Linked DNA regions of Homo sapiens: region 2 is linked to region 1. Evidence: read pairs that join two places in POLR2A ChIA-PET (ENCODE). Cell type or tissue: PC-9. All regions are shown on one strand. Links, peaks and the distances in the headings refer to the core of each region. The heading gives the core; the rest is flanking DNA.

The links. ChIA-PET counts read pairs that join two places held together with the same protein. Peaks named below come from ENCODE experiments on the same cell type or tissue, not always from the same donor. Only the 100,000 strongest peaks of a DNase experiment are listed, where the experiment ranks them.
Region 2: POLR2A ChIA-PET joins it to region 1 with 8 read pairs; 2 of 35 experiments call an interaction of 5 or more read pairs at or near these places.

Annotation. Positions count from the first base shown.
Region 1 is chr9:78,107,612-78,110,538 of GRCh38, forward strand. No RefSeq gene overlaps it. Among named protein-coding and RNA genes, the nearest start is that of GNAQ, 77 kb to the left of the region's middle. In PC-9, for the core only: no CTCF peak of the experiment used is centred there; no DNase peak of the experiment used is centred there.
Region 2 is chr9:78,165,644-78,168,570 of GRCh38, forward strand. It overlaps the pseudogene RN7SKP59. Among named protein-coding and RNA genes, the nearest start is that of CEP78, 69 kb to the right of the region's middle. In PC-9, for the core only: no CTCF peak of the experiment used is centred there; a DNase peak (open chromatin) is centred at 1,858.

The sequences.
Region 1 (2,927 bases), core at 128-2,627:
CAACTATCACCATACTCTGTGTGCTTCAGGTTTTATTAAGAGTAGGGATAATGGAGATGAATTGTACCTCAGGATAAGAAACAACCAACAGTGGAGAGTGGACATCACTGGTCTTAAAATCCTTGCCCTTCTCTGACAGAGAGAATCTCTTTCAGGCTGCCACTTTTCATATCTCTGTCAACTGCTATGTTGGCTATGTGTTGGGATCTATCATTTCTCCCTTCCTTCCTTCCTTCCTTCCTTCCTTCCTTCCTTCCTTCCTTCCTTCCTTTCTTTCTCTCTTTCTTTTTCTTTTTTTTCAGGGTCTCGCTCTGTCACCCGGGCTGGAGTGCAGTCACACGATCATGGTTCACTGCAACCTTGACCTCCTGGCCTCAAGCATTCCTCCCATCTCAGCCTCCTGAGTAGCTAGGACTACAGGTGGGCACAACCACACCTGGCTAATTTTTGTATTTTGCATAGAGATGGGCTTTTGCCATGTTACTCAGGCTGGGAACCGATCATTTCTGTTGTGAGCCTTTGCCCCAATTATTTCTCTCAGAGTACCAGGGTCCCATCTGGATTTCACTATTATGTTATCATGGAGAGGAATTGAGCCTCTTTTTTACGCAATATCTCCAACTCTGCTAGTCTGGGCCCTCTCTTTCACCACCAACAGAAACATGGAAGCATCTTTCTAAAGGAAAGATAAAATTTCCCCTGAGATAGTTCCTGTTTCTCTTCCCAGAGAGTTTAAACTGCTATCAGTTTTCCTCTTCTTGTAACTGCATCTTATTGTTCCCACCACACTTACATTATCTCTCTTTTTTTTTTTTTTTTTACTGTGAGTCAACAGGCATAAGCCACTTCAGTTTATTTCCATTTCTAATAACATTGTTATTGGGGCAATAACAAGTCATGTAAATTAGCCTACATATTAGAATAATATATAGTCTACAATATGTAGTCTGATTTTCTTCATTCATTATCTCTTAAACACAAAGACCAGAGATCTCATTATACTATAGAAATGAACACTGTAATGAATAATCAAGGAAGAAAATATTGCAACGTGTTTTTCTAGAAGGCAGGGAAGATGCTCCTCCTGGCATATCTCCATGAGCTCTCTTTAATATTTGGGCAGCTTTAAGGCACTCATATTGATGGCTGTGAGAGAAAAAAAACGTTTGGGGAGTTAAGGTGAAACTACCTACTGTATTGAAATCTCCATCAGTCAAATAGTCTCAGCCATCATTTCTGAATAGGCATTTGTTGAATCAATATTCACTGAGTGTATATTTTGTGAAGACTGAAAATGTCACAGGCACCATTAAGCACCATTACCCTAATGGTCAACAAAAGATGAAAAGCCTTTGTGATGGATAAAATTTTAGAGTTCTGTTCTAAGGTCTGTGGAAAATGAACAAGGGAAGCTATCAACTGTGGCTGAAGAATTCAGTGAGTCTAATTTGGTATTGTGAAGTTTCTTCCTTTTTATGACATTATTTTGCCCCAGATGTTAAACCATACTGTGGTTTGAGGGATGCCTTGGCTATGTTGGAATTCTCATGTATTAGAACTCTGGTTTGGTAGTTTTTGGAGAGAAGAGAAGAAATGGTGCTCCCTGGATTTGAGCAGCATGGTGGCCCCAGGATCCTGCTCCAGGAACATTTGCTTACATCATCGATTTCTCATAGAAAATTGGAGTTGATGACCAAATGTTATTATGCAAGAGGTCGTGATTCTATTCAATACTAGAATAGAAAGATTCTAGTATTGACCCTCAAGAGACCTGGATTTTATAACTCTCAAGAAACTCACTAACTGGATAGCAACAGTGTGCCTCAGTTTTCTCATCAGTAAAACAACAGATTGAGTGACTAGATGATTTTTTGTAGATGTATTTTGGATAGAAGATTGTGAATCATTACAGCATTTAGAAATATTACTTTTAACTACTTATGAAGTTGACATGAAGAATTAGCCAGTATCATTTAGTGTTTGATTCATTCATTTAATAATTCATTTTTTCCTAGCTTACTGTAGATAAGATCATTACTTTTATGGTCAAATAGACTTTGATTCAAGTCTTGGTTTCTCCACACACTAGATAAATGACCTTGGAAAGTTAAATTATTGACCTATTTGTGGCTCTGTTTTCTCATTTCTAAATGAAAACAATAATATTATCTTCATCATAGGGCTATTGAAGTGTGTTTTAGATTTCTCTAGAGAATCGAAAGAATGTATATATATAGTGTGTGTGTATATACACATGAAAAGAGAGAGAGAGAGGACATAGAGAGAGGCAGAGAGAGACAGAGAGAGATTTATATTAGGGAATTGACTCTCATGATCATGGGGCTGGAAAAGTCCAAGCTCTACAGGGTAGTCCAGCTGGCTGGAGACTCATGGAAGAACAGATGTTGCAGTTCTACCTAGGGGTAGATCAGTCTTTTTCCTAAGGCCTTCAACTGTAGATGAGGCCAACACACGTTGTAGAGGTGAACCCATGTTTGTTACTCAAAGTCTACTGATTTGAATGTTAATGTCATCTAAAGAATACCTTCCAGCAACATTCAGATGTGTTTGACCAAATATTTGGGCACCACGGCTTAGCCAAATATACACATAAAATTAACCATCATGAAAGCAGTACTGATAATGCAGGTAGCAATTTTCCCACAGTGTCTAACACGGGAAATAAATAATAAAAATTAGCTATTATTATTGATGTAGTTGCTATTTTTTTTTTTTTTTTTTACTTTTTAATGAAAATTTCCACCCTTTCCAAACATACCCCCAAAACACACTGGAGATAGTGGTTAATGATCTGCATCAGTTAGCCCTCAGAGCTGCAGGAACCTCCACACCCACTCCCTAACCTATGCATGTTAAACCATGTTGTAGATAAGCTCTTCCCTTTGGGGAACCCCATTGTCTTTTAC
Region 2 (2,927 bases), core at 316-2,815, 58 kb after region 1:
AGGGTGTACAAGTAGCTGTACTCCCTTGCTAGAACCTCCAAACAAGCTCTTAAAACATCATTAAGCTTAAGAATATTTATTTATTTATGAGATGGAGTCTCACTCTGTCACCCAGTCTGGAGTGCAGCGGCATGATCTTGGCTCACTGCAACCTCCGATTCCTGGGTTCAAGTGATTCTCCTGCCTCAGCCTCCCGAGCAGCTGGGATTACCGGTGTGTGCCACAATGCCCAGCTGATTTTTTGTTTGTTGGTATTTTTAGTAGAGACAGGGTTTCACCATGTTGGCCAGGCTGGTCTCAAACTCCTGACCTCAAGTGATCTGCCCGTCTCAGCCTCCCAAAATGCTGGGATTACAGGCATGAGCCACCGTGCCCAGCCTGGATTAGGAAAATTTAAAGGGAAAATAATCAAAGCCTAACCAGCTTTGAGATCATTCATATTTACCTCCGCTATCTTTTATCAATGCATAAACTCACGGTTTTACTTAGTCATATTCTGTGTATACCTGTGTAATCTGGTTGTCGTTGTTGTTGTTGTTGTTTTTTCCTAGAAGAGGTCTTGCTAACTGTAGAATTGGTATGAGGTGTAAAGTCCCAGAAAGGGAAAGTGGCAAAAATGCTCTATTTCCCTGAAGCTTCCATTTCCTCATCTATAAAATAAATCCAGTAGCTCTCTTAAAGGAGTAATTGAAATAATATATTTAAATCACCTACTACAGTGCCTGACTTAGAGTAAGCATGTAGTAGGTACTTTTCCTCCCCTTATCACACTTTCATACTTTTTTAAAGCATTGAGAATCATCCTTTGCATAGGATAGATAGTGAGCAGATAACTGTGACATAAAAATGTCATACTGTTGAAGCATGTTATTAATCTGATCTTTAGTTTTCTTTTACTCAAGCTAAGAAATTTCAGATGCTTATAAAAGATTTTATAAAGGACTTAATATTTCTGGATATATTTATCTCTGGATTCTCTCCTCCAAGTTATCTGCTCTTTGTGCTCATGATGCCCCTTAGTGGGAAGAGACTGCTTTTTACCACAGATGGAAGATGCCAAATATTGTTTCCCAGCATCCCTTGCTGTCAGAGAATGGGCAAGTGACCCAATTCTGGCTAATGAGAACTGAGAGGAATGTGGTAGGAAAGCTTCTAGGAACGATTTTCTTCTTCAATAACGTAGAAGGTCTCCCCTTCTTCCTGCTTTTTTCCCTGACAAAAGCATGAGGCTTGGAACTACAACAGCTATCTTGAGGCCATGAGGACAGGCCAAAAGAATAGCAGAGAAGCTGAAGCTAGTGCTACTTACCTGCACATTCTGGTTATGTAAGAATAAACCTCTATGATTTAAGCCATTTTAGTCAGATGTTCTGTACCTTGAAGCCATAGAAACTTTTCAGTATATCCGTGGTAAGCTTATAGTGTACAGCCTTGTAATAAACACAGCAATCTAATAATCAATGCTAGTAAAATGGGAATATTAATGCCCACTTTTCTATTTTGTTTTTATTTACCAGCTAATCAAGAAATTTTCTTTCTGGTTAAGCTAAATATCATATTACCCATTCTCTGTATTGAGTTGGGTGACAGTGGTTGCCTTCCAAATTTGAGACACTTTTATTTGTCTGATTTAAAACAGAAACCTATTATTGTTCAAAAAAACAAAAAAGAAAAGAAAAAGAAAAAAGTCATACAATTCAGAAAGTTTTACAAACAAAAGAAGCAAAACTCCTTCTTAGTTCTACTTCTTAGAGAAAACAATAGTTAACATTTTGCTGTGTTTCCTTCTGGAGTCTTTGTATCTGCATTGGCTTTAGTTATTGTTGCTACTTACTTATGTTATGGCAGGATCAGATTACTCCAGAGAAAACACTAGTGTTGCCAGGTGGCTGTTGGAATCCTGAAGTTCTTCTATTGACATAGTCTGAGGTGCCACAGCCTGTTAGCATACCGGGAAGCCCTACCCCGGTGATCTGACATGGAATCTGTCCAGCCCACTTTGGAGAAGTAATCAGGCTTATACTTGATGCACTGTTTTTTTGTTTTTTTGTTTTTTCTTTCCTCACTCTTTTCAAATCTATTCTCAATACTCAAGAGAGCAGTGTTCACCAGGGATCTGGAAGTTCCCACTGAAAAGGATATTTATTTATTTATTTATTTATTTATTGACAGAGTCTTGCTCTATTCCCCAGGCTGGAGTGCAGTGGCGTGATCTCAGCACACTGCAACCTCTGCCTTCCAGGTTCAAGTGATTCTCCTGCCTCAGCCTCCTGAGTAGCTGGGATTACAGGCACCCACCACCACTCCTGGCTAATTTTTTGTATTTTTAGTAGAGACAGGGTTTTGTCATGTTGGCCAGGCTGGTGTCAAATTCCTGACCTCAGGTTATCTGCCCACCTTGGCCTCCCAAAGTGCTGGGATTACAGGTGTGAGCCACCGCACCCAGCCGATGCTGAACATTTTATAGAGATCTTTAAAAGATAAATATTACAGGACTTGCTAATATATTGGTATCCAAATATATATATTACATCCAAATATTGGTGTCTGCAAGCAGGTAGATGGTATATGAGGAGACACTAGGCTATGTCCCAGTAACAAATGACTCCTGGCATGGACTGAATTGTGGTCCCCCATCCAGCATCCAAATTCGCAAGTAGAAGTCCTAACTTCCAGCTTCCTGGGATCATAGTGGAAAAGTGTGGGAAGATGGAGCTCAGTGGAAATCAGATCAAAAACATAAAGTGCAAAGAAATATGGGGAAAAGCGTTTAAGGGATCCCATCACATTGGACTAAGTCCTGCGATGAAGATTTTATGAGACATATTTGTCTACATAATAGCCCCCTCCCCCTTTTTTCTATTAACACCAAACAGAGTTCCAAAGAATGTACTTTGGGAAACATTCCTGTTGACAAAGTAAAGACT